Regions from separate parts of the Homo sapiens genome. Here region 2 is linked to region 1. Evidence: chromatin contacts called from ENCODE Hi-C data. All regions are on one chromosome and are shown on one strand. Each heading gives the region's core, a stretch centred on a gene start or an enhancer-like site at or near the end of the contact. The rest is flanking DNA. Distances are from core to core; before and after follow the strand shown. Region 1 overlaps LOC105374294 (a long non-coding RNA gene). Region 2 overlaps XXYLT1 (xyloside xylosyltransferase 1).

The links. Hi-C counts contacts between places; a loop is a spot of excess contacts on that map. Pooled maps may share reads with other maps.
Region 2: a map of heart left ventricle shows a loop between it and region 1 (3-fold over the local background). The contact joins two enhancer-like sites. A Hi-C loop is called at or near these places in 7 of 168 maps with a recorded cell type or tissue (PC-3, aorta, ascending aorta and 4 more) and 8 of 50 pooled maps.

The regions. Positions count from the first base shown.
Region 1 is chr3:194,981,543-194,987,561 of GRCh38, forward strand. It overlaps LOC105374294 (a long non-coding RNA gene), which reads right to left. Exons shown (of 4, transcript XR_924873.2): 4 at 41-1,243. Among named protein-coding and RNA genes, the nearest start is that of XXYLT1-AS1, 110 kb to the right of the region's middle. RefSeq lists an enhancer at 4,765-5,265. Within about 2 kb of position 3,694, at least 9 of the 41 ENCODE cell types and tissues checked have a DNase peak (open chromatin) inside an H3K27ac peak, as active enhancers do.
Region 2 is chr3:195,249,625-195,255,643 of GRCh38, forward strand. The region is part of intron 1 of XXYLT1 (xyloside xylosyltransferase 1); the gene reads right to left. Among named protein-coding and RNA genes, the nearest start is that of XXYLT1, 19 kb to the right of the region's middle. RefSeq lists a silencer at 2,222-2,271 and enhancers at 3,091-3,140, 3,930-4,717. Within about 2 kb of position 3,672, at least 7 of the 41 ENCODE cell types and tissues checked have a DNase peak (open chromatin) inside an H3K27ac peak, as active enhancers do.

The DNA of each region.
Region 1 (6,019 bases), core at 2,444-4,943:
GAAAAAATCAAAGTGACATATATATAGAGAGAGAGAAAGATTATTTATTACATAAATTTATTACATAAATTTTTTAAATGTGGAAGATAATACTTTACATGATTAGGGACACAAATATATATTATAAGCATTTTTTAAGTGGACAAGAAGGCACATACCAAATTTATGACAATAACTTCCTCTGGAAAGGAAAGGAGGGAAATAGGAATGGGTAGTGATAAAAGTGAGATTCAATTTCATCAGTGAATTTCCTTTTTTAAAGCTCTCTGTGGGATTAATATGATGCTGTGTTTTAGACCATTTTCTGTTGCTTTAATAGAATGACTGATACTGGGTAATTTATAAAGACCAAAAGGTTATTTGGCTCATGGTCTTGGAGGCTGGGAAGTCCAAGGGCATGGCATCAGCACCTGGTGAGGGTTTTCTTGCTCATCATAACATTGGGGAAGGCATTATACAGAGAGAGAGCAAGCAAGCACATATGAAAAAGACTGCAAAAGTGAGCTGAGCTCATTTTATAACAACCCACTCTCGTGAGAAGTAACTTCCTCCCTAGAGAACTAATTCACTCCCATGATAATGGCAGTAATCCATGCAGGAGGGCTCCACTCTTGTGATCCAAGGATCTCTTAAAGGCCCCACGTCTTAATACTGTTACATTGGCAATGAAGTTTGTAACACATGAACTTTTAGGGGGCACATTCAAACCAGAGCAGGCTGGGACTTCAAATCTCACCCTACTGAGTTTCTTCCCCTTCTCTGACCTGCATCTCCCATTGTCTTGCCAGTTTCTCCTGGGAGCGCTTCCCTGATAAACTGTGTGCACAGTGAACCTCATCCCACGGTCTGCTACTAGAGAGCCTGTCCTAAGACGATGAGGCACTCAAGCGTCTCCCCCTCACTCCAATTCTTTGCTCCATCTTTGGTAGGCTGAAAAATGACTCCTGCCCCCACAAAAAATCAGTATTCTAATCCATGTGACCTGTGAATTTTACATTGTATGGCAAAACAAAGGGGTCTTTGCAGATGAGAGTAAATTAAGGATCTTGGGACGGAGGGTTATCTGGATACGCCCTAAAGGCACACACATTTATCCTTATCAGAGTGAGGCAGAGGGAGATTTGACCACACACACAGATGAGAAGGCCATGTGACGATGGATCAGGGAGAAATTCAAAGATGCTGGCCTTGAAGATTGGAGTGATGAGGCCACAAACCAAGGAATGCCAGCAGCCACCAGAAACTGGAAGAAACAAGAAACAAATTATCCCCTAAAGCTTTCAGAGGAGCATGGCTGTCTATGATTTTGAACTTCTGAGCTCCAGAACTGGGAGGGAATAAGTTTATGGTAATTCGTTAAAACAGCCATGGGAAACCAACATGCTCTCCTACTAATAAAAGCTTATAATCCTTACACCATGCTTACCATATCCCAGGCCCTGTGCTGAACTTTCACCCTGGTTGTCTCACGTAAGACTCACAATATCTCTTTGGGTTAGTTAATTCACAGGAGCAAAAACTGAGGTTTGAAGAAGTTAAATGACTTGCCCAGGGTGACACAGAGTCAGGATTCAGACACAGGCAGGCCAACTCCAGAGCTGTCCTTCTCTACAAGTACTGTGGTCCCACCTTTCAAGTTGGGAGGCCCAGCAGGGATGGTTATCAAGCAGGGAAGAAGGGGAGGTATGTCCAGTCTCTGCTGTATGTCAGGATCCCAGAAAAAAAGCATTAGAAGCCTGGGCTCTGGTATCTCTCCACCTGCCAGACCCCACCCACCAGTTCCAAGGAAAGGCAGCCCCAGCAAACGTCTCCACAGGGACTGAGCAAGGCAGATGGCTGGGCTGCTGAGCAGACGGAGGGAGCCCAGGGCTTTCTGTGCTCAAGGCCTGCTCAGAGAAGGTTGGTCTGGACACCCCAACCAGCCAGTTCACCAAGCACTGGCATCTTCCCACAAGAGAAGAAAGGAGGGAAAGATGGAAAAGAAAGAGGGAGGAAAACAAAACAGCCCAAACAGCCCAAATCACTCCTCCCCCAACAGCTGCGTTCAACAAAGGGACATTAAATTAAATTCTTGAGGAAACAGGGCTCAGAGGGTAGGACCATGCCAAGTGAGCCCAGGAACACTTACCACTCTTCGGAACCCAATTAGCCTCCCTTTGGGACACTGGGCTCTTCATTAATCCCTTCTCTGGCTGAAAATGAGGTCCCTGTGCTTTGATCCCCTCTGCCTGCCTGCCAGGGCTCCTGGCTGGGAAATGTCACATCTGCCACTGCTCACACCATTGTCTGAGCTTACAGACCCATGGCTCTCCAGTAGCATAGGCCACGCTGCCAGAAGCCCCTCCAAACACTCACCCAGACTTGAGTGTGGTCCCCAGATACACCCAACATACTCTCTGGGCACCATCAGAGAAAACTCAGACCCAGTACCTGCCATGAAAGAACTTGAGATGGAAGAGGGAGAAAAACTTATACAAAAACCTTTGATATGGCCCATAAAATCTCATCAGAGCCTCTACTTTACTGAGCACTGGCCTAATCCCATTCCCACATGGTCCATAAACACTTTTGTGTCCCTTACCCCACTGGGCCTGTCGCCCTGCTGTCCTGCCCTGATGCAGCTGGAGGCTGGGGGGCTCCAGCCTTCTCCTGAGGATTCCTGTCTAAATGCTCAGCTGCTCTGGAATTCACAGGAGCCCAGGGCATGGGGCCCACCTGGTCTCCTGCTTCCTTCAGGTTGTTGCAGAGCCCCTGTCCTCCCTCGCCTTCTCTACCCCTTTGCTCCCCCTGCCTCGCCTGCAGCTGTCCATGAGCTCTGCTCAGCAAGTCCCAGCTGACCTGGATCTTTCCTTTTTTTCCAGCTAAACAGATATCTGCCTTGCTAATACTGACTGCCTTTCAAAGCATAATTATGATGTGTTGTGTTAAAATCACACTCCAGTAAGGAGCAGGAGACAGGGGAGAGGAATGGATGGGATGAAGAGGGCCAAGAGTCTCTTCCTGTCTCCCGGTGCAGGGATTAAGAGACTGAAGAGGGCATTCTGGGGAAACTGAGGCTCAGAATGGCCCAATAACCTGCCCAAAGCCAGACAGTCTGTAACTGGTGGAGCTAAGATCCTGCTGTTGACTTCATTTGCAGGTGGAGGAGGATGAGAAGGAAGTTTAGGGTGCATCTGCCAGGTCTGGGCAGAGCCTGCCCCAGTTGTGTTCAAGGTCCAGTGTTCAACACCCCCACCCTGGCCCCATGCGGGACTCCAGGGAAAGCCTGGAACCACGCCCCGGGAAAACACACAGGAACTCTGAGGGCTGGGCAGGGAGGGCTGCGGAGCTGCCCAGGACACCTTGCCTGACAAGGGCTCCTGCCATGCAGCTCATTTCAGCATAACACCTGCTTACGACGGCCTGCTCTGCCTGGGGAAGGATATCAGGCCCCGTGGAGGATGCACAGCGAAGCCAGCACGTCCCTGACCTCAAGAAGTTGCCAGCCTCCCGAGGGAGATGGCTGTCGCACGGACTCCCGCACCCACCAGAAGGCCTGCAGGGAGACCTCTGGGGCCGCTTTTCAGTCACGACCTCTATGCTCCACGCCCGTCCTCTGGGCGCCAACTGGTGATGCTGGAGCTGGGACTCTGCCCGCGGCTCCGCTCTGCCAGCCGGGTCTGTGTAGGCTCTGCAGCCCGGGCGCTAGAGCGGCACCTCCAGGCTGGTGCGGGAGGCAGGACTTGCTCTTCCTATTTGCTCCCTGTCCGCTTCCTGCGGGCTTCCTGTTCCTGGGAGCTCGTTGTCTCCCTCCCCAGCCAACAGCCGGCAGTGCCAAACCGGAGCCGCAGCGGAACGCAGCTTGCAGCTTCTCCAACTCTGGCAGAAGCAGTTGCGTCACCCTGTGGCCCAAGAGCCGGCTCAGACCCCTGCTCAGAGGTTGGGATCCCAGGCAAGTGGGCCCTTGTCTGCAGGGCCCCAGCGCCAGCGCGCAGAGACCTCTCCTCAAGTCGGCTCTGCAGGGTCCCTCCGCTGTGTTTCTAAATGTCCCCCTTCGCCCCTTCAGCCACAGAAATAGTAGTAGCTGCCTTCTGCAGTTGCCACTTCTGCTCACCCTGTCAGTCTCTGTCACCCTGATGACTGCAGAGAAGAGTCTGGAGACCAAGATGGACCTCCCAGGACTTACAAAGCAGAGACTTTCACTCCTGCTCTGCTGAAAATCCCCTTCATGCCCTGGCTTTCCTGGACTGTGTCCTCGTTTCAACCTCAGTTTTTTTTGTTGGTTTGTTTGTTTTTGTTTTGTTTTTGAGATGCAGTCTAGCTCTGTCGCCAGGCTGGAGTGCGGTGGCGACATCTCAGTTCACTGCAGGCTCCCCCTCCCGGGTTCAAGCGATTCTCCTGCCTCAGCCTCCTGAGTAGCTGGGACTACAGGCGCCCGCCACCGCGCCTGGCTAATTTTTGTATTTTTAGTGGAGAAGGGGTTTCACCAAGTTGGCCAGGATGGTCTCCATCTCCTGACCTCCTGCTCCGCCCACCTCAGCCTCCCAAAGTGCTGGAATTACAGGCGTGAGCCACCGCGCCCGGCCTCAACCTCAGTTCTTTATAGGAAACTCTCTGTGCCCTCCTTATTGGATGCTGACTGCTGCTGGATCTTTAGTGGGTAGCTAGCCTTTTGATCTCATCCTCAGGATCTTGATGGCCCCCTCTCTGATAGCAGTTGACCTTATTCGTAGAACTGCTCCTCCACATGGCCCATCCCTTAGGATTTGACTTCACTGCCATAGCAGTCCCCTCTGCCCTAACTTGGCCTGAACATGATGTCAGTCCCAGAGGTGGGCCTGTGGCCTAAGGCAGCTGACCACAGCCTTCCCTGGAACCTGTATACTCTGAGCTCTTTCTTTTCCACAGTCACCAACTAGGGTAATTTAAACTGGGTTGTCTGCAGCGGGGCCTCTGCCTCCCACGGCTCCCCGTCCCAGGTTATCCTGTGTGTAGTAGAAAATAATGGTGACCATTCACAGATTGAGAGCTGGCTGCATTGAGGCTGCCATCCGGTCATGCCTGAGGTCCACTCCACCCCTGTCTTTCCCAATTTCTGGAGCCCAAAGCCTCCCTTTGTGTGTAGGCAAGCGTGAGCTGGGTTTCTGTCACGCTCAACAGAGGGAGTCCTGACTGATGTGGCAACGCCCCCCACACCTAGGTCGTCTGGAAACAAGCTGAGTCAGGGCTGGTCTAGTCAGACTCCCTACCTGGTTCTGCAACCTCACCACACAGTCTCCGCCGTGCCACAGTTGCTGCATAGCTTCCTGCTTATGCAATGGCTTTGCCAAGGGCCTAGACACCCAGTCGGGCCTGGCTGAACCAGGGCCAAGTTGAAAAGGCAAAATCCAAGATGGAACTAAGCAACAAAAGAGTCAAGAATCCAGGCCCCTCCCACCCCAGAGCCGTGGGCTTGACGCTGAACCTGAGTCTTCCCCAACCCCCTTGTATGAGGACGTGTGTAGGCGGTAAGTGTTGTGCGACAATAGGATTATATTCATTCCACTTCCTTAATGAGCCAGGCTTCTTTTGGAAATATCAGGCTCCAAAGCTGAGACATATATAATGTTATATATAAATAGAATGAATATAAATAGGCTGGGCACATTGGCTCACGCCTGCAATCCCAGCACTTTGGGAGGCTGAGGCGAGTGGATCACCTGAGGTCAGGAGTTCGAGACCAGCCTGGCCAACATGGTGAAACCTCGTCTCTACTAAAAATACAAAAATTAGTCGGGCATGGTGGCAGGCACCTGTAATCCCAGCTACTCAGGAGGCTGAGTCAGGAGAATGGCTTGAACCCAGGAAGCAGAGGTTGCGGTGAGCCACGATAGTGCCATTGCACTCTAGCCTGGGTGACAAGAGTGAAACTCCATCTCAAAAAAAAAAATGAATATAAATATATATGAATATAAACATATGTAGAGAGAATGAATATAAATAGATATATACATATGCATATGTGCGTGTGTGTCTAGACATATAGATACCTATATACACC
Region 2 (6,019 bases), core at 2,422-4,921, 270 kb after region 1:
GCCCACGTCTCGCCGATTCCAGAACACACTCAACCTTTCAGGCACAAGGGTTGCCCTCGCTTCACTTGTCCTATTTGACTCCTTCATTAAGGGGCACAGCTCCCACTGAGCCTGCTCACTACAAACCCAAGCGCTGTCAAAAGAGGTAAACGTGTGGTCTGTAGCCCTCTTGATGTCACATACTTCAAGTCCACGCATAAATAAACTCTAGTGGAGAAAACCTCAACATCCCAACCTAGTAGCGGCCCTTTCCTGATGGATCCAGAATCCCTCCACCACCCACCACCACCACAGCTTCCCCAGGCCAAGCACCATCCTCTCTCCCCAGAGCCAGGGTGATGGCCTCCTAAGGGTCTCCCCAGCATTCTACTCTCCACACGGAGGCCAGAGCCCTCCTCCTCTGACCCAGTCAAAGCTGGAATCCTCACTCTGATGCAGGCTGGGAGCTGCCCTCCTCCTGCTAGCTCTGGCACTGATGTCCACTGTGCTCACCCAGGCCACACTGCACTGAGCCTCCGACACAGCAGCCCCTCACACCTGCTGCCCAGATGCTCCTCCCCAGGGCTGCCCAGCCAGCTCCTTCTTTCCTTCAGGTCTTCACTCAATGTCACCTTTTAGTGACAGCTTCCCTGCCCATCCAATTAAAAACTGCAACTGGCCGGGCGTGTTGGCTTACACCTGTAATCCCAGAACTTTCGGAGGCCGAGGTGGATGGATCACGTGAGGTCAGGAGTTTGAGACTAGCCTGGCCAACGTGGTGAAACCCCGTCTCTACTAAAAAATACAAAAATTAGCTGGGCGTGGTGGCACATGCCTATAACTCTAGCTACTTGGGAGGCTGAGGCCAGAGAATCACTTGAACCCAGGAGGCAGAGGTTGCAGTCAGCAGAGATCGCGCCACTGCACTCCAGCCTGGGCGGCAAGAGTGCAACTCCATCTCAAAAAAAAAAAAAAAACACTGCAACCACCCCCATACTCCTGGTCCTCTTCTCCTGCTGACACACGGTATAATGTACTCACCTGCTAACATACTATATGATTTATTCATCTGCTTTTCATGGAACAAAGAAATGAAACCTAACCTTTTATGAACCCCTACTTCACTGTCTCCCAGGCAGCAAACGAGACATTTTAACAGCTCATCTAGTCCTCTTCCTGCCAGGATGTAAGCGCTACAAGGCAGGGACTTTTCACCTGTTCTGTCTCTTCTGTTCATTGATACACCCAAGTTCCCAGGACAGCACCTGGCACATAGTAGATGCCCAGGCTGAATGATGGCTTCAGATAGCAGCAATACTGGACGGGGTTACATGGATCTTAAAAATGCTCATCTCAAAGCAGCACTCGTTTGCCTCTGGCTTTTGTGAATGACCCACAAGGACCAACCTAGGCTTCCCTCTGTCGGCATAAATGTGCACTGGCCAGACGGCCCTGGGATCTGAGGACTCCCTCAAGCTACATGAAAGCACAGACCATCTCACTGAGCACAGCTGCAGGAAGGAGACAGCCAAGTCATCCTCGCACGAGGCCCCTGCTGCCCCGCGGGCAGGTCCCCCACCTCCACCCCACCTGCTGGCTCCCCAAGGCTCAAGCCTAGCAGACCATGGTTAGGAAAAGCAGAGACCACTTGCTAACTGCAAAAATCAAGTGGATGACCAATATGGGTAGAGCCAAGCGGTCACCCAAATCACTCATGTGACCCCATGTGTTTCTGACAGGGAAGGCGGGGCCCAGCCAGGTGGAAAGGGGCTATCCACAGGTTAGGCAGCAGGTCCCTATAGGAGCCAGCCCAGAAGCCAGGCCCCCGGCCCTTCTCATACAGCCCTGCACCTGCCCATGAAGGGAGTGAGGCCAGGACAGACGCCTGTGAAGCTGCGCTGAGCACCGGGTCCAGACTTCAGTGAGGGGCTGCTCCGCCTGCAGCTGGAGGCACCCTCCTCTCTACCCTCCACAGAGACTCTGAACGCTCTCGGAAGGTTGGCCCCAGTGTCTGCACAGCCAGGAAGTCTGAGGTGGCACAAAGGAGCCACGCAGGTCTGCTCTCAAAGTTTCCCTCCTATCCTATTTCCAAAGTTGCCCCCAAGCCTCTACTACCTCCTGCCTCAAAGGCAGCAAGACCCACACCAATAAAAGGGAGTCTCCGCCAAGTGCTCAAGAGAACATGGAATGGGAAGGGGAACAGCCACCTGGAGGGGAGCTCACCAGGGTCCTGCAAAGCAGAAGATGCACACACCCCAGGACCCAGCAGCCCCTTCCAGGCGTGACCCTGGAGAGCCTCAAGCACATTGTTCGCCTGGGTGTTCACAGTAGTGGGAGTGACAAAACAGGGGAACCACCCGGCCATCTCTCAGAAGGCAAATGAGTAAACGGAGGTCCACCCACAATAAAATACTACACAGCAATTAAAATGACAGGGCAAGACTTCCATGTATCAGCAAAGATAAATCTCAAAATCATAAGGCTATGAAATCTCATACTCACAATGAAATGTCAAATGGATATATGAGACTGTTTACATAACTGCTGAAAACATACAAAGCAGTAATACATATATATTTTATGCATACATATGTGGTAAAAATTAAAAACATACAAATTGCACAAAACACCAACTTCTTATTTGTGACAGTAAATACCTCTGGAGGGAGTAGGATGGAGAAGAAATAGAGTGAGCTTTAGCTACGTCTATAATATTTTATTTCCTTAAAAAAAGAATCTTAAGCAAATAGAGAAAAATGTTAGCACCTATTTAACTTACACAGTAGAAACAAAGATATCTGTTACTTTTTTTGTTTTCATTTTTCTGTTTTGGCTTATTTTAGAATTAAAATTTTTTAACATCTAAAAAATATATCGTGAGAGGCAAAAAGCGGGGCTGTGTAATATAAATTAGCAGGAAAAATTCTTTATAATGAAGAGGCAAGAGAGTGGGCACTGAGGAGCAGCCCTGATAGACCTGATCTTCACATGTGTTAATTTGTGGGAACAGGACCACATAGGACTGGGAAGTGTTTCTTGTGGAGAATCAAGGAAGGTTCCTGGGAACAATTCAAAAGAAGAAAAAAAACCACACACACACACACACACACACACACACACACACAGAGAGAGAGAGAGAGAGAGAGAGAGAGATTCACTGTGGTGTTATTTATTGTGTGAAAAAAACAGAAACTCACAGCTCAGGTTACAAAAGAAATATGACTATAACGTATGCTACAGTGATATGAACAATAAGCTGGAGACAGGGCAGGGGCGGCGAGGCGGGGAGGCGTTTATGGCATACGCCACCGCAGGTGGGTCCCCTATTCAGTAACGTGAGTAGAGAACAAAATTCCCCTGCTCTATCCAAATTAGGCCTGCAAGAAACAAGGGCTCAAGGGAACGTGGGAAAATGAAGACGGTTTGTTGAATGAGATTTACAGCTTTCCACTACCTGGAGAAGCAAGTCACAAAGGGCTCTCCGTGGAGCCCAGGCACTGCACCCCAGCTGCCCGCTTTTCTCCAAGCACTTTCTCCTGCCCTTTTCTTGGACCCTCCCTCTCCCCGGGGCCCAGGGAAGGCTGCCCTAAGCACTGACTCCTCTCCTGGGGCAGTGAGATTTCCCTCTCATATTTCCAGGCTGGAACAAATCCCCCAAAGACTCCCGTAAATCAGGTCCAGATGCTGCACATGTCACAGAAAAAGGCTGAGAAGTCAACAGCTCCAGAAATCAGGAGGCGAAGCGGCAAGATCCCGTTTCATTTCCCAAGGCCCCTGCTTAAGACACAGCCTTAAGCAAAAGACACGTTTTCATTTTGCATTTGCCTTAAAATGTCTCCCAACTCTCTGAGAGCCACATCAGTTCTAAAATCTTCAACTGCTCACATTTCTTTTTTTTTCTTTTTTTTTTTTTTTTTTGAGAAGGAGTTTTGTCTCCCAGGCTGGAGTGCAGTGTTGTGATTTTGGTTCACTGCAACCTCCGCCTCCTGGGTTCAGGCAATTCTCCTGCCTCAGCCTCTCGAGCAGCTGGGACTACAGGTGCCCACCACCACGCCTGGCCAATTTTTGTATTTTTAGTAGAGACGGGGTTTCACTATGTTGGCCAGGCTGGTCTCGAACTCCTGACCTCAGGTGATCCGCCCGCCTCGGCCTCCCAAAGTTCTAGGATTACAGGCGTGAGCCACCGCGCCCGGCCTGTTCACATTTCTGATCAAAGCGAAAGCCACTCAGTCACTCAGTGAGCCCAAAGAAGAGACCAGTAAGCAGGGCCAGCCTACCTGGCAGTTTACATCCTCTGCAAACGCTGCTCAGCAAATTCAACTATGTAGCCAATCACTCTTCCCTCAAGTGAGTTTTAAAGGGTAACACCAGAGGGAAACGGTGCTCTCGGACAAGTCACGGGGGTGCCCACTGCCCAGCTGTGCACCAGGGGGCACCCCCACTGGGGTGGGGAGATTTCCCTCTCACATTTCCAGGCTGGAACAAGTCCCCCAAAGACCCCCATAAATCAGGCCCCAGGGGGCCCTCAGCGCTTGGAGACTCTGGCCACAGACGTCAGCAGTGACTGCCCAGGCCTGGCAGGTTCTCCAGGGCCTCAGCCCCAGGGCCTGGGACCAAAGCCCCACCCTGCACTGACCACAGGTTAAATTTGCCCTGAAACTGGGGTCAGCAGCAGAAACAACACGCCCCTCACCCTCCCAACCACAGGACGCAGGCTCGAAGCCTGACGAGGTGATTTTCAAAGTACCATCTGCTCCTGGGAAGCCATTCCCTGAGCCGGAAGCTTGTTCCTTTTCCCCTGTGAGGAAACTGGGGGCCACATGGCATCACACAGAGCCCTCTGCAGGCTCAGTCACCCTCTCACTCTTGCTCAGCACGTCCACGGGGCATAATTAAGTCTGTAGGCTGCGGGATCTCTGTGCCAAAACTGCTCTTTTGTTTCCCAAGGTGAAGCATCTGGAACCTGGGCATCCAGGCAACAGGCTCGCAAGGCCCAGATTCAGGGGCAGCCACCTGCGCCAGGCTGGGACCTGACACAGGGTGAGCAGGTGAGCCACTGAGCAGGACCATGAGGTGGCATGCTAAAGCTGGGCACAGCCACCAAGGGTGGGACACAGACCTGCAGGGCCTTCACGGGGCCAGGGCAGTGCCTAAGGGTCCACCTAGCACGCGTCAAGCACAAACAGCTGCGCTGTGCACATTCAGTCACTTAACGTCGCCCTCACACCAATGTTTTGGGGCAGGTGATAGGACTGGGCCCCTGCTACAGAGAGGAGGTGGTTCAGAGAATGTAAACAACTACCCCCCACCTCCCAGAAAGATGAGGTAGAGCCAGGATCTAAAGCGGCCCATCTGTAGCCAACACCATACTCATTCAAGAGACACACGCCCATTCCCACACCCGCTGCACAGGAAAGAGAAAGAAGTCAGACTCGGACCCTGTCCCCAACTGCCCCAGGCTGGGAAATTCACCAGCACTGCGGACAGAGCAGGGGATAACAGCAGCATCAGAAAGACCCATAAGGCCATAGGTTTGCAGAGGGAATGCAGTCCCTCAGCAAGGAGCTTCAGTCGGACTAAACCAGCAGAAAAGGCGGTTTCCGAGTACCATGCTCGCACAACAGGGAGCCGCCGACCAGGCCTGGAGATCCCTGTGACAGTCACGGCAGGACTGGGGCTGCAGGAGTGCAGAGCCAGGTGGGAGACAGCAGCGGGGTTCCCTACCCCACACGGCTCGCACCCACGAGCTCAGCCCCCAGCAGGACCCAGTCGGGCTGGGGACTCAGCTCCATCCAAGTGGGCTGAGCAGGGCCAGGCAATGGGTTGGAGGGAGCCATGACTCTGGGCCTGCAGCTGAGGAGGCTGCAAAGCTTCCTTCTGGAGCAGCCGATCAGTGGACGTGGAGCAAAGCCTTTCATTGTCCACAAAACACAGACGACTGCAGGGAGTCACAAGTGGGTGAGATCCAAAAGCTGTGTCAGGCTAGAAACCAAAACAGAAGACAAACCGGCGCACAGAGCAAGCACAGCGTAGAACTGGC